2 separate regions of the Homo sapiens genome follow, and region 2 is linked to region 1. Evidence: chromatin loops called from intact Hi-C (ENCODE). Cell type or tissue: left ventricle myocardium inferior. All regions are shown on one strand. Each heading gives the region's core, and the rest is flanking DNA. Links, peaks and the distances in the headings are about the cores only.

Region 1 (15,757 bases), core at 5,163-13,162:
CACCAAAATATAGATTTTTTGAGACAAAGGTCTAAGGCTCAACAACCTCACAGTTCCTTGACTCCCCATTGCCCTGCCCTCCTCCTCTCTTTAACCCAGACCCCCTTCCTCCCCCAGCTGCTCCACAGCCAATGGAGAGAAAGACAGCATCACCCTTATCTCCATGAAGAACATCAACATGAATAATGGCAAACAAAGTCTCTCAGCAGAGAAGGTACATTTTTCTGTTTCCTGCCTTCCTTCCCCAAATTCACCTTTCCCTTCCTCCTCCTACTTTCAGGCCAGAAAGGAGATACTTTCAAAGACTCTGGCTTTTCTCCCCTCTTCTGTACCCTGCCAATCCTAAAAAGTTCACCCTTCCCCATTATGCATTTATTTTGCAGGTTCTTTAAAAGCAACTTTGGGTCCCCATGAGTCCAAGGATGATGCAGCTGCCCTGTGACTACAAGGAGGAAGAGATGGAATTAGTAGAGGCAATGAACCACATGTAAATTATTTTATTGTTTCATGTCTGCTTCTAGATCTAAAGGACACTAGCATTGCCCCAGATCTGGGAGCAAGCTACCAACAGGGGAGACTCTTTCCTGTATGGACAGCTGCTGTGGAAATACTGCCTGCTTCTCCCACCTCCTCAGAGCCACAGGAAAGAGGAGGTGACAGAGAGAGAGCAAGGAAAGTGATGAGGTGGATTGATACTTTCTACTTTGCATTAAAATTATTTTCTAGCCTGCAGTCTAATTACTTTTAAGGTCTATGCTCCCATGCACATTTCTTAACAGTATGTTCTAGCAGCTTTTGGGCCTTGTTTCCTAGAACAGACATACATGCAGGTTTCTGCCCCTATGGGCAGCTCTTTGAGAAACTTGGATGGTCGATAGAAGGGACTTTGTGTCAGGTTTTATCAAGTTCACCTGGGTTTTGTTGTTGTTGCTTTTGTTTTTTTTTCTTGAGATGGAGTCTCACTCTGTCTCCCAGGCTGGAGTGCAGTGGCGTGATCTTGGCTCACCACAACCTCTGCCTCCCGAGGGTTCAAGTGGTTCTCCTGGTTCAGCCTCCTAAATAGCTGGAGCTACAGGCGTGTGCCATCATGCCTGGCTAATTTTTGTATTTTTTTAGTAGCAACAGGGTTTTACCATGTTGGTCATGTTGGTCTCGAACTCCTGACCTCAAGTGATCCACCCGCCTCGGCCTCCCAAACTGCTGGGATTACAGGTGTGACCCACCACACCCAGCCATTGTTTCCCCCTCGCCCCCTTCTTCTTCTTCTTTATACTAGCCTTGCTAAAGCAAAGGCTCAAAAAATTAGCTAAAAACTCAAAAACTCTCCACAGGAATCTTTAGTAAAAGGTGAAAGATTTATATGATCTGAAGAGAAACCAGAGTATCACCTGGTTTATTTTTATTAGTAGGGTTGAGGCGACTGACTAACCACTCCAATAGAGGAGAGAAACAAGGGGCTGTAAACAGTGACCAGTCGTCACCAAGAAAGAAGTTTTGACTAGGAAACTTCTTAGGGAAGTTCCTAAGTCACCTCTTGGGGAGAGGTGAATGAGAAAAGGGCAAATGTCCTCTGCCTGCCCCTGGGTAGACATGCATCACTTTGGTCTTAGCTATGGGATGAACCCTGGGAAGGTTTGCGGTGAAGATAGGTCTGTGACTTCATCAACACAAACCCCACCCACTTTACCCCATACAACAGTTATCTTGTGTCCAAATATAGAATAAAAGATTGTAGAAGTACTGGAAAGTCATTTAAAGAGAAGGAGGAAAAGAAAGGAGGTGTCTGCTTTCTTAGTCTTAGTCATGTTTACCATGACACTAGTCTGGAAATGAATCTTGGGGAAAATCAAGGGAGGAGTCATCCATGTGTGTCTTTCGGGAGTATTTAACTTAATTGGCAATTTGGAACATAGGGAGAACACAGCTTACTCATTCTGAAGCAACAATATGCTATTTTTTCCTGATTCAGACTTCTCAAGGTGATGAGAGAGACAGGCTAGAACAACAAGTTTCATCCCCTCTGTCTCATTAAAATTATTAAAATGAGACTGTAGAAACCGAGTGAGCAGGGCGTAGTGGCACATGCCTGTAATCCCAGCACTCTGGGAGGCCAAGGTTCCAGAGGATCGCTTGAGGCAGGAGTTCAAGACAAGTGTATTAGACCATTTTCACACTGCTATAAAGAAATACTGGGTAATTATAAGGAAAGAGGTTTAGTAGACTCAGTTCTGCATGGCTGGGGAGGCCTCAGGAAACTTACAATCATGATGGAAGGGGAAGCAGGCACCTTCTTCACAAGGCAACAGGAGAGAGAGTGAGCAAGATCAGGAAAAACTGCCGTATAAAACTATCAGATCTCATGAGAACTCACTCACTACCATGAGAACAGCATGGAGGAAACCACTCCCTTTATCCAATCACCACCCACCTGATCCCTCCCTCGACATTTGGGGGTTATGGGGATTACAATTCAAGATGAGATTTTGGTGGAGACACAGAACCAAACCATATCAACCAGGCTGGGCAACATGGCAAGCCCTTGTCTGTACAAAAAAATACAAAAATTAGCAGGGTGTGGTGGCACATACCTGTGGTCCCAGCTACTCAGGAGGCTGGGGATCACTTGCTTCTGGGAGGTAGAGGCTGCAGTGAGCCATGGTTGATTGCACCACTCTCCTCCAGCCTGGGTGACAGGGTAAGATGTGAAAGAAAGAAAACAAAGGAAGAGAAAAGAGAAAGAAAGAAAGAAAGAAAGAAAGAAAGAAAGAAAGAAAGAAAGAAAGAAAGAAAGAAAGAAAGAAAGAAAGAAAGAAAGAAAGAAAGAAAAGGAAGGAAGGAAGGAAGGAAGGAGAAAGAAAGAAAAGGAAAGAAAGAGAGGGAAAGAAAGAAAAAGGGAGGAAGGGAGGGAGGAAGGGAGGAAGGGAAGGAAGGAAGGAAGGAAAAAAAGAAAAGGAGAAGAGAAGAGAACTTACTGTATTCTAAAATCCCCTAGGACAGGGCCTGTAACCTGCCCATGTCTGTAGCTCCTGCATGACACACTGTGCCCAGCACTTCCTAGGTAATCTAAACTGGCTCTTGGGTGAAGGAAATCTGATCATAAGATTGGGCTCTGCCACAGACTTTGGGTGCAATTGTCCCCCTCCTCCAAGCCTGTTCTCTTATATCTTTACTTTTTTTTTTTTTTTGTACCACTGCTGGAGTGCAGTGGTACAATCGTGGCTCACTGCAGCCTTGAGTTCCTGAGCTCAACCAATCCTACCTCAGCCTTCTAAGTAACTGGGACTCTTGGCATGAGCCACTGCACCTAGCTAATTTTTAAAAATTTTTTGTAGAGACAAGCTCTTGCCGTGTTGGCCAGGCCAGTCTCAAACTCCTGAGCTCAAGTGATCCTCTTGCCCTGACTTCCCAAAGTGCTAGGATTACAGGCATGAGCCACCATGCCTGGCGGGTTTTAAAGTGAGCTGGCTGGACGACTTGGCCTTCACTATCTTTTCTCATTCTTACATTCCACAGTTCTATAGACTCTGGACGTAGGAAAAAATGAATACAATGTGCTAAGTAGAGATCACTCTGGGTGAGAGCCAGAGACAAGTTGCAGGCAGCTCTGGACAAGCCTTTCACATTCTCAGGAGTTCCATTTCTCCTGTGTATTAACAGGGAAGAATGCGCCCTACCTGGCCCTGGCTACCTCACAGGCTAGTGGCTAGGTAAAATGGGATAATAAACATGGAGATACTTGGGAAGTGAGCAATTGTAGCAGACAGCTTGGAGTAGGGCACCAGCACCCAGGTCCCACTTCAGGATCAAGGCGCTTGTTCCCCAGCTGTGGGATTGTTGGCTGGTTGATGATTGGCTGATGGGGGCTAAGAGTGGGAATGAAGACCTGGACCCCTTGCCTCAATTCCTTTGCCCCCATTCCTACTTCCCTTACTCCTCATAGCTGTTGTTCCAGGGGTGCTCACTAAGAAACCTTTAGTATGCAAATCTCAGCGTCTCAGAGTCTATTTTGTGGGGTACCTAACCTACGAAAGCAATACTGCAGTATTTTTTGAGGGGAGAGAAGACAGGGTCTGGCTCTGCCTCCCAGGCTGGAGTGCAGTGGCATGGCACAATGATAGCTCACTGCAACATCAAACTCCTGGGCTCAAATGATCCTTCTGCCTCAGCCTCCCAAGTAGCTGGGACTATAGACGTGTGCCACCACAACCGGCTAATTTATTTAAATTTTTTGTAGAAATGAGGTCCTGCTACGTTGCTCAGGCTGGTTACAAACTACTGGGCTCAAGACATCCTCCCCCCTCAGCCTCCCGAAGTGCTGGGATTATAGGTGTGAGCCATCACACCTGGTTAGTTGTTTGTTTTTTGTTTTTTGTTTTTTGAGGTGGAGTTTCACACTTGTTGCCAGGCTGGAGTGCAATGGCACGATCTCCACTCGCTGCAACCTCTGCCTCCCAGGTTCAAGTGATTCTCCTGCCTCAGCCTCCTGAGTAGCTGGGATTACAGGTACCCACCACCACGCCTGGCTAATTTTGTATTTTTAGTAGAGATGGGATTTCACCATATTGGGCAGGCTGGTGTCGAACTCCTGACCTCAGGTGATCCGGCCACCTCAGCCTTCCAAAGTTGTGGGATTACAGGTGTGAGCCACCATGCCCGGCCTTGGCTAGTATTTTTTAAATAATTCATATATATTTGATTTAAATCTCACAGCCAACAGCACATGACTTAGTAGCCACTTCTGGTCCAACATCCACCATTGGGATGGAACCCCTCAGGTGACATAACAATGTCTAGGATTCTGTTTGTGCTGTTGTTATTCTGCCTGCCATGGGCACTGAGTACAGCTGCTCATCATACTGGACTAATCAGGTCAAGGACATGGGGCTTCATTCTAAGTAACTCAGCTGTCATCTTCATTATAAAACCACACATTTTCCTCTGACTCTGGGCAATGACCTGCGTATATAAGCTGTTAGTCATAAGGTATTTATATGTGGGGGAAGAGGGAGACAACTGGTATTAATAATCTTTGAGATTGAAAGGCTTTTACCCTGACACTGACACCGCAGTACCACATAAGCCATGTGGATTTTCCTGTTGCTAAGTAACTCTATCCTTTGGGAAGGGGTTGAGGATGAATTAAATGCTGAATTCTGCTCTGGAGCAAACTCTAATAGAGAGGTTTCTCCTGGAGGAGCCTACTATTTATGCAAATCCAAGATGCCACCTCTGACAGGAAATCTGAGTGCAGCCTTCTGCAGCCCTTGCAGCTTCCTTGAAACCCTATCTCTTCCTTCATGTCTAGACAACAGGATGATGATTGTTTACAAGATGACTTCCTCCCTTTTCTCACACAGGACTACGTGGTCCTTAAACAGGAACAGGTGGCGGGGATTGGGGGCTAGCTGCAGAATGTCCTTCTCTCATTTTTTCCCTCATCCTATGGGAGGGCAACCAATAAACCAGCACAGACACACAGGCCCAGTGGGACAGGAGGATCATTTACTCAGCTTCTTTCTTCTAGGGCTGGATGGGGCAGCATCTCAATCATATAGGGCACAGGACAGACCTCAGTATCACCAGCAAGAATCCATTACAGTTCAACATGTAAGTAAGTGGAGGCGCCTTAATCCCAACACTTGGGAAGTCCCCGGGGGCAGGATTGCTTGAACCCAGGAGTTCCAGACCAGCCTGGGTAATATAGTGAGATCCCATATCTTAAAAACAAACAAAAAAAAAGCCAGGCATAGTGGGCATAGTGGCATGTGCCTGTGGTCCCAGCTACTCAGGAGGCTGAGGTGGGAGGATCGCTTGAGCCCAAGAGATCAAGGCTACAGTGAGTTGTGATAGCGCCACTGCACTCCAGCCCGTGTAACAGAATAAGACCCTGTCTCAAAAAAATAAAGTAAGTGGAGAAAACTGAGAGAAATCTGAGGCTGGCCCTAAGGTAAAATGGTTTAGCAGATGAAGGATCATTGCAGGCCCCCTTGACCTAGTTCTGGCACACAATTTCCCCAAGCCCAGCTAGTACTACTCTATTAAATTTGAATGTGCTGGAAAACACTGTGTGATTCTGTCCACCAGTCTTTTCCTGGGTTTGTGGATGTCCTCCTTTCTCTCTTCGTCAAACTTCTTTCCACATCTACCTCCTTCTCTTTGAGAACTGCCTTGGAGACCCCAATTTCTCTTCCCTTATCTCCTTCCCAGTTACCCTCTCACTTTTCCTGTGGGTCCTTTTCGACTGGCATCTCCATCCTATACTCTTTGGGCCCACAGCTTCCTCTTTTACAAAACACAGAAATTGAACTTTACAGTGAGGATTATTTTTGCTGACTAGTTGATGAGTTTAAGCAAAAACTGTCACAGAAGTATTCTTAATGTTGAGCTTTAGAGTTTCGCGTTAGTCCAAGTGATGCGATCATAAAAAAAAAATTCATCCAGAAGTGTTAGTTGAGGTGTAAACAAACTGAAGAATACATGTGGATACTTGGCAATATTTGAGAAGGTCATAATGCTAAACCATTTTTGTTACTGTTCTAGAAGTAAATGAAAAGAAGTCTGGAAAAGAAGGGGATGTAAGGTTTCAGAGCATGAGGAGAGAGGATGCTTAGCTACCAGACAGCAGCTAAGATTTGGGAAGAGGCCCCAGCTTCCCAAATCTTGTCCAATACTCTTGAACCTAGGCTCTGCTCCTAGATAGTCTCATAATTCATAGTTGCTCCTCTCAATCCAGTTAACCCCTACAGTGCTCTAACAGCCCACTCTCAGCCAAACACCTCTGACTTCATGGTATTCTAACATCTCCAGGTAGTACCTCCAGACCTTTTCCCTGTGCCCCTGGACTCCAAGGTCTATCCCACCCTCAGCTGTCCATCTTCTAGAGCAGGCGGTCTAGCCTCCCCAAACCAGAAGAACTTCCTTTTTATATTCAACCACCTGATGGATGTCCCTGATCAGTTCCCTCAGCTGCAGAGCACAAGAAGGACCTTCAGGATCCAGCTTTCTGTGAGTACACTGCTCCGTGGATTAGTTAGCTGGTCATAGGTCCAGTGTCCTAGAGCTGAGCTTTTGACTCATCTCATGGTTCTGGGGCCTCCTTTGCCTCTCAAGTTTAAGGACATCCATAATTCATTGGATTTAGGATGACCCAAAACCTTCTCATACTAGTTCACTTTTGCCATCTTCTTCTGTTTCTGAAAGGGAGAAAATCACCAGTTTTAGTGGCTGGATTCAGGGGTTAGGGTACATGGACAAGCAACTTCCCAGCCCTTTTTGGTAGTGTTTTGCTTCTTGTCTTATTTGCAGGTAATGATTGCCAGATAGACAGGAATGGGGTCCAGTTAGTTATATCCAGGACCTTATGATATACCCCATATATACCCCTTTGCTCCTAATTTACAATGTCAAACTATAAAAAATGGTTTCTCTTCCTCTGAGCCAGTCTATAACAGTGGTCAGCATTTATTAAACACATACTACATGCCAGATGAGGTGCTAAAAGCTTTGCAAGCATTATCTTACTATATCCTACGGCAATCCTATGCAGATTTTTTAACCACTATGCTAAATTCCTCCTCCTAAATTAAGTGAAAATGACCAAATTTCTAGACAACTGTTACTTTCTCAGTGCTTATGGGGGTGGGGATGAGGGAAGAACACTGACTTTAAGTGCTCCAGGAGAAACTGATATTACAAATGACACAAGCCTTTAGTGGTCAACTGGTTTGGTAGTTTTCAAACATGTAGGTTTTCTTTCCTTTAGTAGACCACAAAATACAAAACAGAAAAAAACAGAGCTTCTTTGATTGAAGAAGGGTGAGGTGCTAGTGCCTTCCCTGCTATGCCTTCCTCCCCGCTCCCACTCCTCAATAGAAGATTCCAGAGACATCTGCACATTAAGCCTTAAGGATTCCTCAATTTAAAAACCGCTAATTGAGGCCGGGTGCGGTGGCTCACGCCTGTAATCACACCACTTTGGGAGGCTGAGGCGGGCAGATCACAAGGTCAGGAGATTGAGGCCATCTTGGCCAACATAGTGAAATCCCGTCTCTACCAAAAATACAAAAATTAGCTGGGCATGGTGGCGTGCGACTGTAGTCCCGGCTACTCGGGAGGCTGATGCAGGAGAATCGCTTGAACCAGGGAGTCAGAGGTTGCAGTGAGCCGAGATTATGCCACTACACTCCAGCCTGGCGACAGAGTAAGACTCTGTCTCAAAAAGCAAACAAACAAAACTACTAATTGAATCCAACCTTCTCGTTTTATAGGTGATGAGACTGAGGCCAAAGAAGAAGGAAAAAGGAGATGTTCAGGATCACGCAATGATTTGTGGCAAAACCCCAGCTATTAATATAACACCTATACAACTTCTAGACCAGTGCTTTTTCCACTTGAAAGGCCTTGTTATCTGAGTTTTGTTTTTTGTTTTTTTTCTGAGACAGAGTCTCACTCTGTCACCCAGGCTGGAGTGCAGTGACGCGATCTTGGCTCACTACAACCTCCGCCCCCTGGGTTCAAGCGATTCTCCTGCCTCAGCCTCCCTCCCGAGCAGCTGGGACTACAGGCACACGCCACCATGCCCAGCTAATTTTTGTATTTTTGGTAGAGACGGGGTTTCACCATGTTGGTCAGAATGGTCTCGATCTCCTGACCTCGCGATCCGCCTGCCGCGGCCTCCCAAAGTGTTGGGATTACAGGCATAAGCCACCGCGCCCGGCCGTTCTCTGAGTTCTTAAGTGGGCATAATGTCAGTGATGCCAGGGCCATGACTGTAGGCAAGGGCTGGAACTGCATGCCCTTTGGTGCTTTTACCCTTCCAAGTTTATGTCCAGGAATATACATCTCTCCCCAACTGCCTAAGTAGGTGCTAGTTGATATCATGATTGATTTGGTCTTCTTGGGTAAGACCTCAGTTAATTCTGGGTAATTTTTTGTTTGGGGATGAACTGTAGCCATCCACCTATGAAGAAAGTGTTGCTTTTATTCTTTGCTAGGTTCCATCCATACCTGGATGAGGAACAGCAAGAATATTTATTTCCTCATTTCCTTTTTACTAATCTCAATGTCTGGTCCTTCAGAAAAGAAACGAATGGGCTAAAGAGATAACTAGACTGGAAGAGAGGAGAAAAGTGTCAGAGGGGTGTTGGAGTAGGATGGGTTGGAGGAAGGACAGGAACAGCAAAGATGGAGGCTCTTCATGCCGGCCCCAATACCTTTCCATGTCTTCTTTCTCCACCCCGATACCCTCTGATGTCCAGTGCCTGAGGAGCTGGGGCAGTAGGGACATACTGAGATTGCCCTCCAACCCCATAAATCTACATCACTTTTCTATTTTCCTGACTCAAGCTTCCAAAGGCTGGGTTCCGCATCCCCAAAACCCATCTCTGAATCTCCAGGGCCTACCACTGACTGCACAGAACAGGCATTAGCGTATGCTTCAAAAAGACATCCCTGAGGAGCATAATAGTCATACTGTCACCCTCTAGCCTATAGTTTGCGAAGCCCTTTCCAGGCAGGACTTCAGTCGCCCCTCCTTGGATGTCCCTAGGGTTAGGCAGGGCCGAAGCCACTATCCCAACTCTACAAATGAGGAAAAGCCAAGAGCCGTGCTGCAGGCAGCTGGCAGCTGGCAGCAGCACTCTTCCACAGATCTCCTGACGAAGGTCGAGCACTTCTCTGCGTCTCCCACGGCCTCTGGCGCAGAGCCTGCCGGGAGTTGTAGTCCAGTGCCCCGGGAGCTCATATGGACTGGACTACAATGACCAGCGTGCCCCGCGCTCCGCGCCCCCTTCTCTTTCAGCCTCGGGCACGGGGGAGGCTCGGCGGACCTGCTGATTGGGAACCGATATGGCGGCGACTCTGGGCAGCGGGGAGCGCTGGACGGAAGGTACTAGGTCCCCGCCTGAAGGAGGGATAGGGCGGCCTTCGGGAGAGATCAGGGATGAGGATCCTGAAGACGCACAAGGGCTGAGATCCTGGGTCTGAGGTGATGGATAGAGGCCTGTGAAAAGATGCTGAGCCTGAGTAGGGTTGCGGATGGGGTAGGGAAGCTGGGGACCGACCGCGAGCCCAGAGTCACCGGTGACGACTTGTTGCCTCCGGCCCCCAGCCCCGCCCCCGCCCGTGCCCCGCCCAGGGCCCGCAGCTGTCAGGCCCCGCCCATGCCAAGGTGACTGGAGGGCCCGTGGGGTGCTGCGGTCTCTCCGCAGCTTGCTAACCTGGCCCTTATCTTTCGCCTAACTGGGCCACCTGACCTTCAGTCCCTGTTTGATCATGTCGCTCCAGCCGGCATCAGGACCAGCCTTTTCCACCCTACAGTCAGGCAAAAAATATTGATCCAATACCTATTGTGTGCCCCGCCTAATGCTGATTCTGCAGTGGGGATTTGACTGACATGGGTCCCTTAGCTCACAAAACTCGCAGCCCACTGAGAGAGTTTGACGACTGAACAGCCAATTACAAAACGGGCGAATAATACAAAACGCCTGGGCTACACAGCAAGGTCAGGGATTTGGAGAGCACACTTACAAGGTACCTAACGCAGACTGGCTGTCAAGGGAGGTTTCTTGCAGAAAGTGTTACAAATGGTGACAAGAAGGATGCGTCGGAGTTAGCCAGGCCGACTTAGAGGAAGACTGTCCAGGAGCAGTGGGTGGAGGTAGCTGAGGGATGTTAAGCGGAAGAAAGATGTTGTTAAAGCCTTTCTCAGGTCCTCCAGAGAAGACATGAGTGCTCTGCCCCTTTTGACTGTATTGCTTATGACCCTCTTTACATTCTGCAGGTGTTGTTATTGAATCTTCTCCCTTTAAACCAGGGGTATCCAATCTTTTGGCTTCCCTGGACCACATTGGAAGAAGAATTGTCTTGGGCCACACATAAAATACACTAACTGACGACTAAATAACTAACTGATGACAGCTAATGAACTTTAAAAAAATTGCAAAAAAAAATCTCATAATGTTCTTTTTTTTTTTTTTGAGACGGAGTCTCGCTCTATCACCCAGGCTGGAGTGCAGTAGCGCGATCTCGGCTCACTGCAACCTCCGCCTCCCGGGTTCACGCCATTCTCCTGCCTCAGCCTCCCGAGTAGCTGGGACTACAGGCGCCTGCCACCACGCCCGGCTAATTTGTTGTATTTTTAGTAGAGACGGAGTTTCACGGTGTTAGCCAGGATGGTCTCGATCTCCTGACCTCGTGATCCGCCCGCCTTGGCCTCCCAAAGTGCTGGGATTACAGGCGTGAGCCACCGCGCCCGGCCCTCATAATGTTCTAAGAAAGTTTACGAATTTGTATTGAGCTCAAAGCCGTGCTGGGCCACATGCCACCTGTGGGCCGCGGGTTGGACAAGCTTGCATTAAACTAACCTCTTTGTGGTCAGGAGTAGATCTTACCCATCCGCCCTCTTGATCTTCTAGCCAAGTTCCTTGGTATATATTAGTTCTATAATTGTTAGTGTAAAAGAATTGAACTCCTCTCTACTTTAAATTTTAGGGGTGGGAGGCACTGCAACAAAAAATACTATTTTACGAGCAGTGTCTCTTCTGACCACGGACCACAGAGAAACATGTTTATTCAGCTTTGTATGAGTGCTTAAAAGTCAGCATGACGCCTCTAGCCCTGGCCATCATGCTTACCTTCTCATGCTTACGAGCAGCCTCCCAGAGAGGAAAGGCAGGTTGCAAAGTTGATTTTCAGGGTCAGATGGAGACCTAATGGAGGGGCTGTTGTTTGCAGCTTACATTGACGCAGTTAGAAGAAACAAATACCCAGAAGACACACCTCCTGAGAGTCATGACCCCTGTGGCTGCTGTAACTGCATGAAGGCACAAAAGGAAAAGAAGTCTGAGAATGAGTGGACTCAGACCCGGCAGGGTGAGGGGAACTCCACGTATAGTGAGGAACAGCTGCTTGGGGTACAAAGGTGAGCATGTGGTGAGATTAAATGAGTGATTTTATGGAAAGTGCTTAGAAGAGTGCCTGGATGTGCTATGTAAGTATTGACTGATGATAATGATGATGATGATGATAATTGAGGCATACTAGCTTCTTGACCTCAGAGGGAAGACTGAATAGAAGTGGAATATTAGGGTATAACATGAACTGACTACCCTGCTTCTACTTTAAGAGAGGCAGCAGAAACCGACTAGACACAACACACATCTACAGGACATTCTTTCAACAACAACAGAACGATTTTCTTCTTAAGGATACATAGAATATTCTCCAGGATAGACCATATCTTAGGTCATAAAACAAGCCTCAATAAATTTAAAAAGATTGAAATCATACAGTGTATGTTCTCTGAAATCAAAAACAAAGGGAAATTTGAGAAATTCACAAATATGTGGAAATTAAACTACAAGCTCCTAATAAGCAAGCAAGTCACAGAATAAATCACTAGGAAAGCTAGAAAATGCTTTGAGATGAGTGAAAATGAAAACACGACGTACTAAAATGTATAGGATGCAGCTAAAACAGTGCTTAGAAGGAAATTTATAGCTCTAAATGCTTATTTTTTTAAAAAAGACTCCAAATCAGTAACCTAATCTACCTTAAGGAACTAGACAGCCTGGACAATACAGTGAAACCCCCTCTCTTCCAAAAAATATATATATACAAAAATTAGCTTGGTATGATGGCACCAACCTGTAGTCCCAGCTACTTGAGAGGCTGAGGCAGGAGGATTGCTTGAACCCAGTAGGTTGAAGCTACAGTGAGTCATAATCGCACAGCAGAGCAAGACCCTGTCTCTCAAAAAAAAAAAAAAAAAAAAAAAAGAAAGAGGGATATCCCTACCAATCCAAATACTATGAACAATTGTGTGCCAACAAATTAGATAACCTAGATAAAATCAGCAAATGCCTAGAAAGACACAAATTACTGAAACTGACCCAAGAAAAATGGAGGCCAGGCATGGTGGGTCACACCTGTAATCCCAGAGCTTTGGGGGTGCTGAGGCAGGAGGATTGCTTGAGACCAGGAGTTTGAGACCAGCCTGGGCAACACAGCAATACATTATCTCTAAAAAAAGAAAAAAAAAATACTTGGGCATGGTGGCACATGCCTGTGGTCCCAGCTACTTTGGAGACTGAAGCAGGAGAATCACTTGAGCCTAGGAATCTGAGGTTACAGTAAGCTATGGTAGTGCCACTGCATTGCAGCTTCGGTGACAGAGACCTTATTTCCAAAAAAGAAAAAGAAAAAAAAAAGGAAAACCCAAGTAGACCTACAACAAATAAGGTGATTTAATTAACAATCAAAAAAATTCTAGCTGGACATGGTGACTCATGCCTGTAATCCCATTACTTTGGGAGGCTGAGGTGGGAGGATCACTTGAGCCCAGGAGTTCAAGACCAGCCTGGCCAACATGGCGAAACTTCATTAGTACAATAAAAAACAAACAAAAAGACCCCACAAAAATTAGCCGAGCATGGTGGTGCACACCTGCAGTTCCAGCTGCTCAGGAGGCTGAGGTAGGAGGATTGATGGAGCCAGGAAGGGCGAGGCTACAGTGAGCACCACTGCACTCTAGTCTGGGTGACAGAGGGAGACCTTGTCTGAAAAAAAAAAAAAAAAAAAAAAAAAAACTTCCAATGAAGAAAAGTCCAGGCCCAGCTGGCTTCATTCTTTGAGACCAGTATTAACTCTGTAACCAAAACCAGACAAAAATATCATAAGAAGTCTAAATTATCAACCAATATCCCTTATGGATATAGATTTTAAAATATTCAATAAAATACTAGTAAAACAAATACAGCAATGTAAAAAGTATTATATATTTTCACCAAGTGGGATTTATCCCAGTATTGCAGGATTGTTTAACACACACAAGTCAATCAATGTAACATACCATGTTAATAGAATAAAGGACAAAAATCACACGATCATTTCAATAGGTACAGAAAAAGCATTTAACAAAATCCAACACTCTTTTTTTTTTGAGACGGATTCTTGCTCTGTCACCCAGGCTGGAGTGCAATGCCACGATCTCGGCTCACTGCAACCCCTGCCTCCCAGGTTCAAGCGATTCTCTGGCCTCAGCTTCCTGAGTAGCTGTGACTACAGACGCGCACCACCATGCCTAGCTAATTTTTGTATTTTTAGTAGAGACGGGGTTTCACCATGTTGGCCAGGATGGTCTCGTGACCTTGTGATCTGCCCGCCTCGGCCTCCCAAAGTGCTGGGATTACAGGTGTGAGCCACTGCGCCCAGCCCCAACACTCTTTCATAATAAAAACACTTAACTAGGAATAGAAGGGAACTTCCTCGACCTGATAAAGTCCATCTACAGAAATCCACAGTTAACATCATACTTAAAGGTGAACAACTAGGTGTTTTCCCACCAAGATCAGGAACAAGACAAGTATGTCTGTTCACTCTTGCCACTCTGTTCAACATTGTACTAGAGGGTCAAGCCAGGGCATTTAAGCAAGAAAAAGAAATAAAAGCCATCCAAATTGGAAAGAAGAGTAAAACTACATCCACAGATGACATGATCTTGTAAATGGAAAATCCTAATGAATACACACACACACACACACACAAATACTGTTAGAACTAATAAACAAGTTGGACAAAGTTACAGGATATAAGATCAATATACAAAAATTATCATTTTTCTATATACTAGCAATGAACAATAAAAAAATGAAATTAAGAAAATATAGTTGAGGCTGGGTGTGGTGGCTCATGCCTGTAATTCAAAACTTTGGGAGGCTGAGATAGGAGGATCTCTTGAAGCTAGGAGTTCAAGACGAGCCTGAGCGACATAGCGAGGCCCTGTCTCTACTAAAAATAAAAATTTAGCCAGGTGTGGTGGCATGCACCCAAAATCCCAGCTACTCAGAAGGCTGAGGTAGGTGGATCCCTTGAGCCCAGGAGTTCGAGGCTGAGGTGAGCTATGATCACCCTACTGCAATCCAGCCTGGGTGACAAAGCAAGACCCTGTCTCTATATACAAATAAATAAATAAATAGTTTTAAAAAAGAGATACAGTTGGCCTTTGAACAACACAGGTTTGAGTGGCATCAGTTTGAACCATGGATTTTTATATGTCAATTTTAAAAGATAAATACATTGGAAAAATTTTTTAGATTTGCAACAATTTGAAAAAGTGGCTCACATCTGTAATCTCAGCACTTTAGGAGGCCAAGGCAGGAAGAATACTTGGGCTCAGAAGTTTGAGACCAGCCTGGGCAACACGGCAAAACTCCGTCTCTACTAAAAATACAAAACTAGTCAGGCGTGGTGGCGCACACCTGTAATCCCAGCTACTTGGGAGGCTGAGGCGGGAGAATTGTTTGAACCCAGAAGGCAGAGGTTGCAGTGAGCTGTGATTGTGCCATTGCACTCCAGCCTGGGCAACAAGAGCGAAACTCTGTCTCAAATAATAATCATCATCATCACCATCTCACAAACCATGGAGCATGGACATACCAAAAAATTAAGAAAATTATATGAATGCATAAAATATATCTAGATTCTAGTCTATTTTATCATTTACTATCATAAAATATACACAAATCTATTATAAAAAGTGAAAATCTATCAAAACATATGCTCACAAACACTTGAGACTACATGGTACCATTTGCATTTGAGAAAAATGTAAACATACAGGTGCAGTATTAATCACACCTGCATAAAATTAACAGTAGTACTGTACTACTGTAATAATTTTGTAGTTAGCTCCTGTTATTTTGCTGAGCCTCAAGTATTGGGAGTATCTGCTTAAAATGCCACATGATGCTAATCATCT
Region 2 (15,757 bases), core at 3,715-11,714, 53 kb before region 1:
GTGCTGGGATTACAGGTGTGAGCCACCATGCCCGGCCTAGACACACCTGTAATCCCAGCTACTTGGGAGGCTGAGGCAGGATAAGCACTTGAACCCAGGAGGCAGAGGTTGCAGTGAGCTGAGATCCTGTCACTGCACTCCAGCCTGAGCGACAGGCTCTGTCTCAAAATAAATAAATAAATAAATAAATAAATAAATAAAACTAAAAATAAAAATTTAAAGGTACAAAAGTGCAAAAGCATATGCAGTTAAAAGTGAGTCTTGGCCAGGTACAGTGGTTCACGCCTGTAATTCCAGTACTTTGGGAGGCCGAGGTGGGCAGATCACTTGAGGCCAGGAGTTCCAGATTAGCCTGGGTAACATGGTAAAACCTCTTCTCTACAAAAGATACAAAATTTAGCTGAGTGTAGTGGTGCACATCTGTGGTCCTAGCTACTCGGGATGCTGAGGTGGAAGAAGCATCTGAGCCCAGGAATTCAAATTCGAGGTGATAGAGTGACCCTGTCTCAAAAAAAAAAAAAAAGACCGGCCATGGTGGCCCACTTCTGTAATCCCAGCACTTCAGGAGGCCGAGGTAGGCAGATCACACGAGGTCAGGAGTTCAAGACCAGCCTGAGCAACATGGTGAAACCCCATCTCTACCAAAAGCACAAAAATTAGCCTTGCATGGTGGCACACATCTGTAATCCCAGCTATTCAGGAGGCTGAGGCAGGAGAATTGCTTGAACCCAGGAGACAGAGGTTGCAGTGATCTGACACAGTGCCCCTGCACTCCAGCCTGGGCAACAGAGATTCTGTCAAAAAAAAAAAAAAAAAAAAAGACATATAGATTAGTGGAAAAGAATTCAGAATCCAGAAATAAACTCTCACATTTACAGTCAGTTGATTTTTTTTCTTTTTTTTAAGCGGGAGTCTCACTCTGTTGCCCAGGCTGGAGTGCAGTGATGTGATCTTGCCTCACTGCTAACTCCGCCTCCCAGGTTCAAGTGATTCTCCTGGCTCAGCCTCCCGAGTAGCTGGGAATACAGACGTGTGCCACCACATCAGGCTAATTTTTGTATTTTTAGTAGAGATGGGGTTTCACCATGTTGGTCAGGCTGGTCTCAAACTCCTGACCTCAAGTGATCTGCCACCTTGGCCTCTCAAAGTGCTGGGGTTACAGGCATAAGCCAACATGCCTGGCCCTGTCACAGTTGATTTTTATTTTCAACAAGGGTGCCAAAATAATTTAATGTGAAAAAGAATAGTCTTTCCGACAAATGGTGCTGGGACAACTGAATATGTACATGGAAAAGAATAAATGTGAATTCCTATCTCACACCATATAAAAAAGAACTCGAAATGGATCAAATACCTAAATATAAGAGCTAGAACTATTTACACTCTTAGAAAAAGACATGGGCATAAATCTTTGTGACTTGCTCAGGCAAGATTTTCTTAGATATGGTACCAAAAGGACAAATAACAAAAGAAAAAGTAGGCTGGGGGCAGTGGCTCACTCCTGTAATCCCAGCATTTTGGGAGGCAGAGGCAGGCGGATCACCTGAGGTTGGGAGTTCGAGACCAGCCTGATTAACATGGAGAAACCCCATCTCTACTAAAAATACAAAATTAGCCAGGCGTGGTGGTGCATGCCTGTAATCCCAGCTACTTGGGAGGCTGAGGCAGAAGAATCACTTGAACCCAGGGGGCAGAGTTTGCGGTGAGCCAAGATCCCGCCACTGCACTCCAGCCTGGGCAACAAGAGATAAACGCTAACTCAAAAAACAAAACAAAACAAAACAAAAGGTAGATGAATTGGATTTCACCAAAATTAAAAACTTTTGTGTTTCACAGGACACCATGAAAACAGCAAAAAGATAACCCAAAGTAGTGAGACCCCGTCTCTACAAAAAATAAAAAATTAGCTAGGCATGGTGGTGCGTGCCTGTGGCCCAAGTTACTCAGCAGGCTGAGATGGGAGGATCACTTGAGCTCAGGAGTTTGAGGCTGCAGTAAGCCGTGATCATGCCACTGCAACTCCAGCTGGGGTGACAGCAAGATTCTGTCTCAAAAAAATAAATAAAGATTGCCGGGAGCAGTGGCTCACACCTGTAATCCCAGCACTTTGAGAGGCTGAGGCAGGTGGATCACTTGAGGCCAGGTGTTTGAGACGAGCCTGGCCAACAGGGTGAAAGCCCATCTCTACTAAAAATACAAAAATTAACCAGGCATGGTGGTTCATGTCTGTAGTCCTAGCTACTCGGGAGGCTGAGGCAGGAGAATCACTCAGAAAATCTCAGGAGGCAGATGCTGCAGTGAGCCAAGATCATGCACTGCAATCCAGCCTGGGTGACAGAGCAAGACTCTGTCTCAAAAAAAAAAAAAAAAAAAAAAAAAGAAGAAGAAGAAGAAGAAAAAATTTAAAACTAATATATCTGATAAGTAACGTATCTAGAATACAGAACTCTTATAATAAAATAATAAATTATTACAATAATAAAAAGATAACCCAATTAAAAAATGAGCAGGGTGTAGTAGTAAGCACCTATGATTCCAGCTACTTGGGAGGCTGGGGTGGAAGGATCCTTGAATCCAGGAGTTTGAGGCTGTAGTGCACTATGATTACATCTGTGAATACCCACTTTGCTCCGGCCTGGGCAACATGGTAAGACCCCCTCTCTAAAAGAAATTTTTTCTTTTCTTTTTTCTTTTTATTTTTTTTTAAGACGGAGTCTCGCTCTGTCACTGCCCTGCTGGAGTACAATGGCATGATTTCGGCTCACTGCCACCTCCGCCTCCTGGGTTCAAGTGATTCTCCTGCCTCAGCCTCCTGAGTAGCTGGGATTACAGACATGCACCACCACGCCTGGCTAATTTTTTGTATCTTTTTTTAATGGCTGTTATGCTTTTAATGGTGGCATGTACAAAATTCATCAATGCAAAAGATGTTTTACATACTCATAGACATAGTGATTAATGTAAATTATATCTTGACAATGTAAAGTACAGTGTGTTTGGCCTCAGAAAAGAAAGTAGAGAGTTAGCTGCAACTTAACATAACTGGAAAGGCTCTTTACGTTGTTTTTGCTCACCACCTTTATTATGATACTTCTAAATGATATCTGGGGAGGGAATTAAAAAATAAGACAAAGCTCTTTTCAGCTGTGGTTCAAAGAACTCTAGTGAAGCTGTATGGCAATGACATTGTGGGACCATGAAGTTTCCGTAGAAGTATTTTCAATAACAGGCAGTTAAGAAGCTTAATAGTTTCAAAGTCTGGAAAGCAGTAAAGATATCTTAGAGAATTTAAAAACATAAACTCCACTTCTCTCCTACAGAGACATTTTAAAGCATGGACATAACTTTAAGGAGATTGAGAAAACATCAGTAGTTTTCATAAAGCTTCAATGAACACCCCAAGGCACAAGTGTTGAAAACGGCCTGTTCACTAGAACATCACTTTTGGAGATACAGGTATGCTGTGCTTGCAGTGAGAGGACGACTTTATCCCTAGTTTAAAGCACCGGGTGTCAAGCTCAGCTTCCATTTACACAGGATGCACCAATAATCCCTATGATAGTGAATCGTTCAAGTACTATTTCCAATAGGTCTTTTGCCTATTTGCTTAGTCAGTATTGGGGTTCTTTTAAACTCTGTGGGTCTGAATTTTTTTTTTTTTTTTTTGAGACAGAGTCTCACTCTGTCACCCAGGCTGGAGTGCAGTGGCGCAATCTTGGCTCACTGCAACCTCCGCCCCCAGGGTTCAAGCGATTCTCCTGCCTCAGCCTCCGGAGTGGCTGGGATTACAGGCACCTGCCACTGCACCCAGCTAATTTTTGTATTTTTAGTAGAGATGGGGTTTCGCCATCTTGGCCAGGCTGGTCTTGAACTTTTGACCTCGTGATCCACCTGCCTCGGCCTCCCAAAGTGCTGGAATTACAGGGGTGAGCCACCACACCTGGCTGGGCTGTAGAATATTTTAAAAGGTTAGAACTACCTCAAAAATAGTGTTGAAATAATACCGAGCCCTTTTAAAAGAGCTCACTGCATTTTTAAATAACATTTATGGAAAGAAAGAAAGACAAAATTTGTAGTAGCTGAGTTCCTTTCAAGTGAAAAGTAATAATGTAGAACTAACATGTAGGCTAAAATGTTTGGTAATTAATGTCAAAAATTGCCAAGATTATTAATATATATTTTGGTAACCACCATTGGGCAGGTTAATTTTTTGTGCAAAATACACTATATATTAATAGAACAGGAAAATCATTATTTCAGACCACTAACAGAAGAAAACCCACAGCAAGAGAAGCATCTATAGGGCAATTAAATGTTAGGGAATTTACTATCTTTAGAATACATCAATACACTTTGATTAGAGAAATATTTCATTTTTAAAACTAGAGTGTTTTAATGTACTTTTAGTAACAACCCAATCTAAGGAGACTTGGAGGCTTGTGAAAAAGACATATCCACAAAGATGCTGCATTTCTAGTGTGTGGGTGAATTAATACTTCTGTAAGGAGGAAGGAACTGAATCACCTCAGCATCAATAAACAGCATTTTTCTTTTAAACAATAACTCATAATCTGATGACTCATTTTGCTTTACTAGTTCAAAATTAGGCAGGAGAAGAACTAAGCTAACTGGTCAGACCCAGAAACACAATGATTTGGCAAGCCGCGGTCACTTAGCTCATGATGTGTGATAATAGGCAGAAAGGCTGCTCAACTCTTGTCCAATCCTTCACATCTGTAGAGGAGTTTGATATAACCACTTATCTTTATCAACTTTAAGCTACATACAGGCAAAGAGATCACAAACTGCAGGGAGGTGGTAATGGTCTCGGGGGAAGTTATGTTTCTCCTGTAGAGGTTAATTAAGTAATACTTCCTGGGTCTTCTTCCAAAGCAGCCACTTGTCTTCTCCAGAGGATAACTGGCTGAGATTGCCCATCTTCTCTCCTGGCAGGACCCAGTCAGCTGTGTTAAAGGGACACCAGGAAGTGCTCATATGGGCCTTTTAAGCTTTTGTTTGCCAGTTCTGTCTTCAGTGCTAGGCCCTTCCTTGGGACTTCCTTCTTTGTATAGGGGCCTGATAAGCCACTCCAACAAGGGGCTGTTCTTTATGACTTGGAAGGAATCAGCAATTCTAGAAGGAACCACTGCCTTTGGTGCTTAGTTTGTTCTATTAATTCTTTTCTAGAAGGACAGAGCCACATATTCAGGGAATCTTTATGCTTCTCAGGCTCAGGTTTGGGTTCCACGGGCATCCCATTTTTATCCTTTCCTTCTTTCTTCAGAAGCCACTTATACAGAGCCTCCTTCTCACAGCTCTCATCACACACACACTCTGCAGAGCTTGTACAGGGCTCATTGGCTCTGCACACCTCTTCTGCCTTACATGGGTCCTGATGGTTCTGGACAAGCCAATCCTCTGTAACCATGCTGAGGGTGAACAATGGTTTCTTGGCCTCCAAGTGGTCATTCAGACACTTCAGATTGCCCAGGTTTTCAATCCCCACAGTTTGGGGCTGGTTTCCCTGACAGTTGGTACAGGAGTAAGTCTTGACAAGCCAATCATTCACATTATAGGACTGGAATAAGAGCTTAAACTTCTCACTGGTTTCACAACTGCCATTCTCAGGCTTCCTCAGCTTATGGGATTCCTGGGGAGTCACCAGCCAATCTGATAGGTCCATCTCATCTTGATCAGGAAGCTTTAGATCTTCAAACTTTTCCATTTCAATGGAGAAATGACTAGTAGTGGAATGGCTGTTACAGTTTTGATAACTTGGTTTTTCAGGAATTTCCTGTTGCTGACTCTTGAGGAGCCAGTTTTCTAAGCCCTTTAGGTTTCCCCAGACATTACTGAAGAAATTGCAGGCTCTGAAAGAAGTCTGGCTATTCTCCAAGGTCTGCTTTTGGGTGAGCCAGTCCTGGGGGTTGGTGCTGGGTATGTAAGGAGCCTGATGACCACTGGCAGGTTGGCTCCCAAGCAGCCATTCACTGAGAGGGACAGCTACAATACTGGATGCTGACTTCTGCTCTGGCATTGGGTTATAGCTTCTCTTGTCCAGGAAGGGCCCAATATTTGATGAACTAGCATGAGCCATGAAGTGCTCAGGAGTCTGAATGATTTTGAGAGACCCAAATGTGGTGATGGTCTGGCGCAGAGCACTTGTGTCAGCTTCAAAGAGCGAGATAGTTGAATCTTTAGGCTTAAGGGTCAAACTGCCCAGTCTCTTCAGGCACGCAGACTTGATTGGCTAGATCTTTGTTTTGGGTACAGTCCAGTTGATGAGTAAGAAAATTGAACTGGCCCAATAACCACTAGAGCTACTGAGCCTGCTGTTGAAGTGTCTCCTCTTTAAGCTGATAGATGAGGTCTACCTGTTCATATAGCCACACCTCACAACTTCTAAGACATTCCAGGTGACAGCTTATGCAACTGTGAATCTGAGCTTTGACCTCTCTCAAGTTATCTTTAATTTGCTGTTCAGCCCGGAGAACTCCACCAATAGCAAGCTCCAAGTCCCTCCATGCATCACTACACCTCAAAAGGGGTTCTATTTATTTATTTATTTATTTATTTTTGAGACAGAGTCTCGCTCTGTTGCCCAGGCTGGAGTGCAGTGGCGCGATCCTGACTCACTGCAAGCTCCGCCTCCTGGGTTCAGGCCATTCTCCAGCCTCAGCCTCCTGAGTAGCTGAGACTACAGGCGCCTGCAACCACGCCCAGCTAATTTTTCGTATTTTTAGTAGAGACGGGGTTTCACCGTGTTAGCCAGGAGGGTCTCGATCTCCTGACCTCGTGATCCGCCCACCCCGGGCTCCCAAAGTGTTGGGATTACAGGTGTGAGCCACCGTGCCTGGCCTCAAAAGGGGTTCTCTATTACTGGAGCTGCCACTCTGGTCTTAGAAGGTATTCATTCTGCTCACTGCTCCAGGTCCGAGTGCCTCTCTGAGCGATCCGAGGGGACCTTGGGTGGGCTGAGACACGGGCCACACAAACCTAGGGCCCAAAGCAATTTTTTGTATTTTTAATAGGGATGGGGTTTGGCCACATTGGCCAGGCTAGTCTTGAACTCCTGGCCTCAAGTGATCTGCTGGCCTCGACCTCCCAAAGTGCTGGGATTACAAGCATGAGCCACTGCTTCCAGACTAAAAAATTTTTTTCTTTTGTCTATAACCTTTAGATTTATTTTTATATTTATGAAGCAATAAGCAAACAAATAGTAAGAGTTGGGGGAGATTACCTAAAATGGTTTTCTTTTGGAATAGTTTTCTAAAAAATCAAATAACTGTTATTATTTTAAGTTGCATGGGACTGAAGCTGCACCTGGAAAGGGATTTCATTTTCATGACCTGCAAAATTGGTTAGGCAATGAGCTATTATTCCTCCCTCCCTGTGAACACATTTATAAACTTCGATGGGGGCAAATTCCATCTAATACTCTGAAAACCATTTCTCATCTCATAATTTACCCAAATCATGTGCACGACTGCAAGAGGAAATAAACAGAAATCTTTAAGCATACATAAGCCACAATGGATTATTAATCTTGTACAGACAATCCAGCATTAAGGCTAATTTGATCTTTTAAACATTTTATGGAAAACATTTGACATTTTCACTAGAAAAGCCCACAAGCTATCATAACCCCAAAGGCATACAGCCGTGGCAGGCAGGGCTCCATCGGGCTCCTCTTGAACTGGGCACCCCTTCACGGGTAGAAAAGCAGGAACACATGTCTTCGCTTCCTGCTGCTCTGCACACACATCACAATATCTTGCAGAAGGTGGTTTCTGTCTTCCTTGGAGACATTAAACACTTTCACATCATTTCTGTTTCTGATTTCTTCTACAAGGGCCAGTGACTTTCCTTTAGGGACTGGGATTGTGCCAGCGATTATAGTCCCTGGGGTAGATAGCATCTGACAAACAGATTGGATGAAAGGCTAACTAAAGAGTTTCATTTTCCCACTCTCATCAGTGACACACACTCTCTGCCCTGGGTCACTGCTGGAATCTGCATTCCTCAAGATAGGGAGCGCCAACTGCTCAAAATAAGTCAGGTTAACCACATAATGCCCAACTTGGCATCCACATTTTCCAGGTGGAGGCTCTAACCCAACTCTAAATAAAGGCCCCTGGATGCCAAACAACACGATGACATCAAATCCTATTCTTCTCCCTCCCTGTCTGACTTCCTCTCTATAAAATCCACTGGGGTCGTGGTCAGGGTTGCAGTCGGGTTAGGGTTGCAATTCAGGTCAGGTCCAGGTCAGGGTCACGATTCAGGCCCTGCTCACCCTGTACCGTAGGCCCCCAGCAATTTTCTTTTTTTTTTTTTGAGATGGAGTCTCACTCTGTTGCCCAGGCTGGAGTGCAGTGGCATGACCTTGGCTCACTGCAACTTCCACCTCCCAGGTTCAAGCGATTCTCCTGCCTCAGCCTCCCGAGTAGCTGGGATTACAGGCATGCATCACCACACCTGGCTAATTTTTGTATTTTTAGTATAGACGGGGTTTCGCCATGTTGGCCAGGCTGGTCTTGAACTCCTGACCTCAAGTGATCCGCCCACCTTGGCCTCCCAAAGTTCTGGGATTACAGGCGTGAGCCACTGCACCCGGCCCCCAATTTTTTTTTTTTTTTTTTTCTGAGATGGAGTCTCGCTGTGTCACCAAGTTGGAGTGCAGTGGCATGACCTTGGCTCACTGCAACCTCCGCCTCCCGGGTTGCAGCGATTCTCCTGCCTCAGCCTCTCAAGTAGCTGGGATTACAGGCACCCACCACCATGCCCAGCTAATTTTTGTATTTTTAGAAGAGACGGGTTTTCACCATGTTGGCCTGGCTCGTCTCGATCTCCTGACCTTGTGATCCACCCGCGTCAGCCTCCCAAAGTGCTGGGATTACAGGCGAGAACCACCGCGCCTGGCTCAAAATTTTTTTAAAATAAAAAAATAAGATATCACTTCACATACACTAGATGGCTAGAATTTAACAGGCAGAGAATAGCAAATATTGACTAGGAGGTAGAGAAACTGGAACCCTCATACATAACTAGTGGGAAAGTAAAATGGTGCAACCACTTGGAAAGCAGTCTGGCAGTTCTTCAAAAGTTTATATATAGAGTTGCCATATGACCAAGCATCCCCTCACCCAGGTACATACCCAAGAGAAATGAAAATGTGTGTCCACACAAACACTTGGGCATGAATGATCATTGCAGCATTATTTATAATAGTCAAAAAGTGGAAATAACTCAATTGTCCTTAACTAATTAATGGTCAATAAAAGTGGTATATCAATGGAACATTATACACAATGGAATATTTTTGGCAACAAGAAGGATAAAAAGAAATGAAGTACTGATACATGCTACAACATGGGCAAACCTGTAAAACATGATGCTAAGGGCAGGGCGCAGTGGCTCAGGTCTGTAACCCCAGCACTTTGGGAGATCAAGGAGGGCTGATCACCTGAGGTCAGGAGTTCGAGACCAGCCTGGCCAACATTGTGAAACCCTGTCTCTACTAAAAATACAAAAAATTAGCTGGGCATGGTGACTCGTGCCTGTAATCCCAGCTACTCAGGAGGCTGAGAGAGGAGAATCGCTTGAACCCAGGAGGCGGAGGTTGCAGTGAGCTGAGATCGCACCACTGCACTCCAGCCTGTGTGATGGAGCGAGACCCCATCTCAAAAACACACACATAAAAAACAAACAAAAAAAAACCATGATGCTAAGAAGCCGGACACAATCACATATTGCATGATTCGATTTATGTTGTGTCCAGTATAGGCAAATCTATAGATACAGAAAGCAGATTAGTGGTTGTCTGGGGATGAGGTAGGGGTGTTGGTTGGTGGTTGGGGGTTGATGGTTATATTAGTCCATTCTCACACTACTATGAAGAAATACCCAAGACTAGATAATTTATAAAGGAAAGAGGTTTAATTGACTCACAGTTTTGCATGGCCGGGGCGGCCTCAGGAAACTTACAATCACGGCAGAAGGAAAAGGAGAAGCAGGCACCTTTTTCACAGGGCAGCAGGATGGAATGAGTGTAAGCCGGGGAAATGCCAAACGCTTATAAAACCATCAGATCTCATGAGACTCACTCACTATCATGAGAACAGCATGGGGGAAACCACCTCATCATCCAATTACCTCCACCTGGTCCCACCCTTGACATGTAGGGATTATGGGGATTACAATTCAAGATGAGATTTTTGGTGGGGACAGAGCCAAACTATATCAATGGCTAAAGGTACAGGTTTCTTTTGGGAGTGACAAAAATGTTCTAAAATTAACTGTGGTGATGGTTGCACAACTATGTGAATATACTTAAAACCATTGAATTGAATAGCATGCTTTAAGTTGGTGAGCCGTATAATATATGACATATCTCAATAAAGCTATTATCAAAATGAGTAAATAAATAAACAAGACTGGGCGCAGTGGCTCATGCCTGTAATCCCAGCACTCTGGGAGGCTGCGGGGGATGGACCACCTGAGGTCGGGAGCTCAAGACCAGCCTGACTGACATGGAAAAACCCCATCTCTACTAAAAATACAAAATTAGCCAGGCATGGTGGTGCATGCCTGTAATCCCAGCTACTAGGGAGGCTGAGGCAGGGGAATTGCTTGAACCTGGGAGGCGGAGGTTGCAGTGAGCAGAGATCGTACAATCGCACTCCAGCCTGGGCAAAAAGAGCAAAACTCCATCTCAAAAATAAATAAATAAATAAATAAATAAATAAATAAATAAATAAATAAATGGTAGATCTCTGCACCCGGCTAGATACCTCCTTCCAACAAAATGTGGGTCCATTGTTCACTTCCTGAAGATATAGCAGCTCAGCCAGCCAGCTGTGCTTCCCTGCCCCCAATCACACCATCATCTAGCCCCTCTTTCCTCATTACGTCTACTAGGATAGCATCTTGTTTAGGGAAGACCATGACACAATAGTTAATTCCATGATGGGACAATAGAATTATAACAGAGGGGCAGCTGGAGTCAGACCCAGAAGCCACCCCTGGATTAGATATCAAATCTCTGTGTCTGCAGGAGAGGTGATTTGAGCCCAAGGTAGAAACCAAGGTAAGAGGGGCTGGCAACTCCAAGAGTGTGATTGTCAGTGGTGATAATGATGGTGATGGTGCTGGTGGTGGTGATAAGAGTTAGCAATTACTGGCAGGGTGCAGTGGCTCACATCTGTAATCCCAGAACTTTGGGAGGCTGAGGTGTGTGGATTGCTTGAGCCTAGGAGTTCTAAGCCAGCCTGGACAACATGGTGAAACCCCATCGCTACAAAAAAAAAATACAAAAATTAGCTAGGCATGGTGGTACAAGTCTATAGTCCTTGCTACTTGGGAGGCTGAGGTGGGAGGATTGCCTGAGTCTGGGAGGTCAAGGCTGCAGTGAGCTGTGATTGTCATTGCACTCCAGCCTGGGAGACAGACCCTGTCTCAAAAACAAACAAACAAGCAAAAAAAAACAAAAACAAAAAATGACTGGGCAAGGTGGCTCATACCTGTAATCCCAGCACTTTGGGAGGCCGAGATGGGTGGATCACTTGAGGTCAGGAGTTCAAGACCAGCCTGGCTAACATGGTGAAACCCCATCGCTACTAAAAATACAAAAATACAAAAATAGTGGCATGTGTCTGTGGTCCTAGCTACTCGGGAGGCTGAGGCAGGAGAATCGCTTGAACCCAGGAGGCGGAGGTTGTAGTGAGCCGAGATTGCACCACTACACTCTAGCCTGGGCAACAAAGTGAGACTCCATCTCAAAATAAATAAATAAATAAATAAAATAAAAAGACTTAGCAATTACTGAGCATTTACAAATCAGGTCTGCACATGCATTTATGCATTTTTTCTTTCCATTCTCAAAACAATTCTGTCAGATAAAAGATGTTGCTATCCCCATTTTAGGTATGAGGAAATTTGGGTTTAAAGAGGTTGCATATCTGGGCCAAGGTCACACAGCCAGAAGAAGCAGAGGCCAGATTGGAAACCAGGTCTACTGTGATCAACTGATAAAATCCCCCCAATGTCCCTATTCTGGTAGGATTAAGGGGCACTGAGGTTGTGTGGGCAAAAGAGTGGCTCCATAGAGGCCAGAGGCCTCCCTACCCCATTCACACTCTGTCCAAGGCCCAGAGTCCCCTGAATGAAAGCATGGGGGCTTATTTCTCACTGGGACCACTGATAATGAGTTTCAGGGAAGACTCGTGAAAGCTGTAACTCAGCTGGAAATAGAAATGAAAGCCAGCCCAGACCAGCACTTCCGGGGTGTCTGGAGGGAAGAAGCAACTACCAGAGGAAGGAGCAGGCTGTGGAGCGGAGTGTGGGAACTCAGCACCACCAGCCTGAGAGCTGCAGCCAGTAAGCCAGGCAGCCTGGAACTTGGGCCTAACTTCCCTCCATGGCCCTCAGCTTCCTCTTTGGAGGACCAGATGGTCAGTCTGGAAGAGCTGTGATGTCCCTGCTTGTCAATACAGCTGAAGTGTCTTACTGCTGAGGACAATCCCATGAATGCAGCTGTTGTGATGCTTCCTAGGTACTGAGGCCCTGGCCACAAGCCACAAGGGTCCCACCCACCCTCCAGTCCCGTTCTTATACCACTGACCCTGTTATGAATTAAGTTGTGTCTCCAAAAAGATAATACTGAAATCCTAATCTATGGTAGTTGTGAATGTGACCTTACTTGGAAATAGGGCCTTTGCAGATGCAATTGAGTTAAGGTGAGGTCATTAGGGTAGGTCCTAATCCAGTGACTGGTGCTTTTTTTTTTTTTTGAGACAGAGTCTTACTCTGCCCCCAGGATGGAGTGCAGTGGTGCAATCTCAGCTCACTGCAATGTCCACCTCCTGGGCTCAAGCAATTCTGCCTCAGCCTCCTGAGAAGCTGGGATTACAGGCGTGAGCCACCATGCCCAGCTAATTTTTTTTTTTTTTTGAGATGGAGTTTCGCTGTTGTTGCTCAAGCTGGAGTGCAGCGGCGTGATCTCGGCTCACTGCAACCTCCGCCTCCTGGGTTCAAGAGATTCTCCTACCTCAGCCTCCTGAGAAGCTGGGATTACAGGGTCCTGCCACCACACCCACCTAATTTTTTGTATTTTTAGTAGAGACGGGGTTTCACCATGTTGGCCAGGCTGGTCTCGAACTCCTGACCTCAGGTGATCCATTTGCCTCGGCCTCCCAAAGTGCTGGGATTACAGGCATGAGCCACCGTGCCTGGCCTTTTTTTTTTCTAGAGATGGGGTCTCCCTGTGTTGCCCAGGCTGGCCTTGAACTCTAGCCTCAAGCAATCCTCCTGCTTCAGCCTCCCAAAGCACTAGGATTACAGGCATGAGCCACTGTACCTTCACCTGGTGTCTTCATAACAAGAAAGGCTATGTGAAGACAGAGACACAGAAGGGAGAATGGCACGTGATGAAGGAGGCAGAGGTTGGGTCCAGACACACCTGGGACTACCAGAAGGTAGAAGTGGCAAGGAGAGATCCTCCTCTAGAGCGGGAGTCCCCAGTCCCTGGGCCTCGGACCAGAACTGGTTTGTGGCCTGTCAGGAACCGGGCTGCAGTGGGCGAGCGAGCATTACAGCCTGAGCTCTGCCTCCTGTCCGATCAGTGGCGGCATTAGATGCCCATAGGAGTGCGAACTCCATTGTGAATTGCACATGCGAGGGATCTAGGTTGCATGCTCCTTAGGAAAATCCAACTAATGCTCGGATGTGAGGTGGAACAGTTTCACCCTGAAATCATCCCCCTTCCCATCCATGGAAAAATCGTCTTGCAAGAAACCAGTCCCTGGTGCCAAAAAGGTTAGGGACCGCTACTCTAGAGATTTCAGAGGAAGTGTGGCCCTACCAACACCTTGATTTTGGACTTCTAGCCTCTGGAACTATGAGAGAATAAACATCTGTTGTTTTTAGCCACGAAATTTGTGATACTTTGTTATGGCAGTTCTTGGAAACTAACAGAGACCCCTCCACATGCTTACTTGCCCCAGCTGCACCAGCCATTGCTCTGTTCCTCCACTGCCTGGCTCCTTCCCACTCCAGGGCCTTTGTGTGTGCTGCTCCTTTCAGAATGTTGCACACCCACCCGCCCTCCATCACTCCCATCCTCCTTCCAAACTCAGGGTAAATCGCTGCCTTCAGGGAAACCTGACCCTGGGTATTCCAATTTCCGCTCACGGCAGCAGGCTGAGTGCATTCCTTGTAGCCCTGCCACATCTGTAGTTAACTACTTACTCATACAGTTGTGTTCTGCCCATTTCCCCTGTCCAGCTGTAGGTGCCATGACAAGTACTGACCTGGCACGTGCACCAGCAGTCCTATCCCATGCAAAGCACGGTACACACAGGGATAGACTGCATGGATTAAGGGTGTGCGGAAATCCTGGCCTGGCACTGGAAGGCCCAGGCTGTGGGGCCTCTGCTCCCTTCGCAGCCTGCACTCCTTCCCGCACCCTGCAGGACCTTTCTCTCCAGGCAGGCCAGGCTAGGCTGGCTTCCCGGCTTCCCTGGACCCCACCATTCCCACTCCTTTTGGCCAAGCCCCAGCTTACTTTATCTGAATGACCTGGCCTCAGTGCCTTCTGCGCCTGCAAGGTCTGCATTAGAGCAGGTTCAGACTCAGGGAAATGAGCCCAGAGTAGCAGGTAGGGCAGAGGGGAGGGAGAGGGGACAGACGGGAGTGGAAGGAGGTCTTAAGACTGAGACAATGTTGGGATTCTCTCTCTCTCTCTCTCTCTCTCTCTCTCTTTTGAGACTAGGTCTTGCTCTGTCACCCAGGCTGAAATGCAGTGGTGTGATCATAGCTCACTGCTGCAGCCTTTAACTCCTTGGGCTCAAGCGATCCTACTGCCTTGAGCTCCCAAAGCACTGGGATTACAGGCGTGAGCCACTGTGCCCAGCTGGATTTTCTTTACGGCATATTTTAAACATTAAACAGGTCAGGCATGGTGGCTCACGCCTGTAATCCCAGCACTTTGGGAGGCCAAAGTGGGAGGATCACGAGGTCAGGAGATCAAGACCATCCTGGCCAACATGGTGAAACCCCGTCTGTACTGAAAATACAAAAATTAGCTGGGTGTGGTGGCACGTGCCTGTAATCCCAGCTACTCTGGAGGCTGAGGCAGGAGAATTGCTTGAACCAGGGAGTCGGAGGTTGCAGTGAGCTGAGTTCGCACCACTGCACTCCAGCCTGGCGACAGAGCAAGACTCCGTCTCAAAAATTTAAAAATAAATAAATAAATAAACATTAAACAAATGATACATGTTCAATGTAGGGAAAAGAAATCTTAGAAAACATAATGAGCAAAAAAGGACAATAGAATAAAAATCACCCATATTCCAACTGCACAGAGTAACCTTTGTTAGAACTTTGTCATATATTCTCCTGGATCTTTTTTTTTTTTTTCTGAGATGGAGTCTGCCTCTGTCGCCTAGGCTGGAGTGCAGTGGCACGATCTTGGCTCACTGCAACCTCCGCCTCTCGGGTTCAAGCGATTCTCCTGCCTCAGCCTCCCAAAGATGGCCTCGATCTCCTGACCTCGTGATCTGCCCGCCTCAGCCTCCCAAAGTGCTGGGATTACAGGCATGAGCCACTGCGCCTGGCCTTCTCCTAGGTCTTTATGTGAGCCTATTGTAGAGGAGAGAAAGTGTAGGGAATTCCCTGCATTGTTAGGGCATGATTTTGAAAAACCAGAGTTTCCAGGAAGCCTCATTGCTCCTCTGAGGCCAAGGCATCTATCAATGTG

Evidence for each region. Hi-C counts contacts between places; a loop is a spot of excess contacts. Peaks named below come from ENCODE experiments on the same cell type or tissue, not always from the same donor. Only the 100,000 strongest peaks of a DNase experiment are listed, where the experiment ranks them.
Region 2: a loop joins it to region 1, with 2.1 times the contacts of the local background. A loop is called at or near these places in 26 of 110 quality-filtered maps.

Annotation. Positions count from the first base shown.
Region 1 is chr5:139,433,535-139,449,291 of GRCh38, reverse strand. It overlaps DNAJC18 (DnaJ heat shock protein family (Hsp40) member C18), which reads left to right and starts at 9,767. Exons shown (of 8, transcript NM_152686.4): 1 at 9,767-9,886; 2 at 11,734-11,920. The coding sequence starts at 9,847. It overlaps ECSCR (endothelial cell surface expressed chemotaxis and apoptosis regulator), which reads left to right. Exons shown (of 10, transcript NM_001077693.4): 9 at 118-214; 10 at 384-732. The coding sequence ends at 392. It also overlaps the pseudogene RNU5B-4P. RefSeq lists enhancers at 1,744-1,823, 9,397-9,896, 11,197-11,697 and a silencer at 10,100-10,209. In left ventricle myocardium inferior, for the core only: no CTCF peak of the experiment used is centred there; DNase peaks (open chromatin) are centred at 9,721 and 10,121; H3K4me3 peaks cover 1,532 bases; H3K27ac peaks cover 2,279 bases.
Region 2 is chr5:139,485,093-139,500,849 of GRCh38, reverse strand. It overlaps the pseudogene LOC101059986 and the pseudogene NCOA4P4. Among named protein-coding and RNA genes, the nearest start is that of STING1, 10 kb to the right of the region's middle. RefSeq lists enhancers at 12,191-12,380, 13,940-14,440, 15,567-15,757. In left ventricle myocardium inferior, for the core only: a CTCF peak has its summit at 8,041; no DNase peak of the experiment used is centred there; H3K4me3 peaks cover 657 bases; H3K27ac peaks cover 2,183 bases.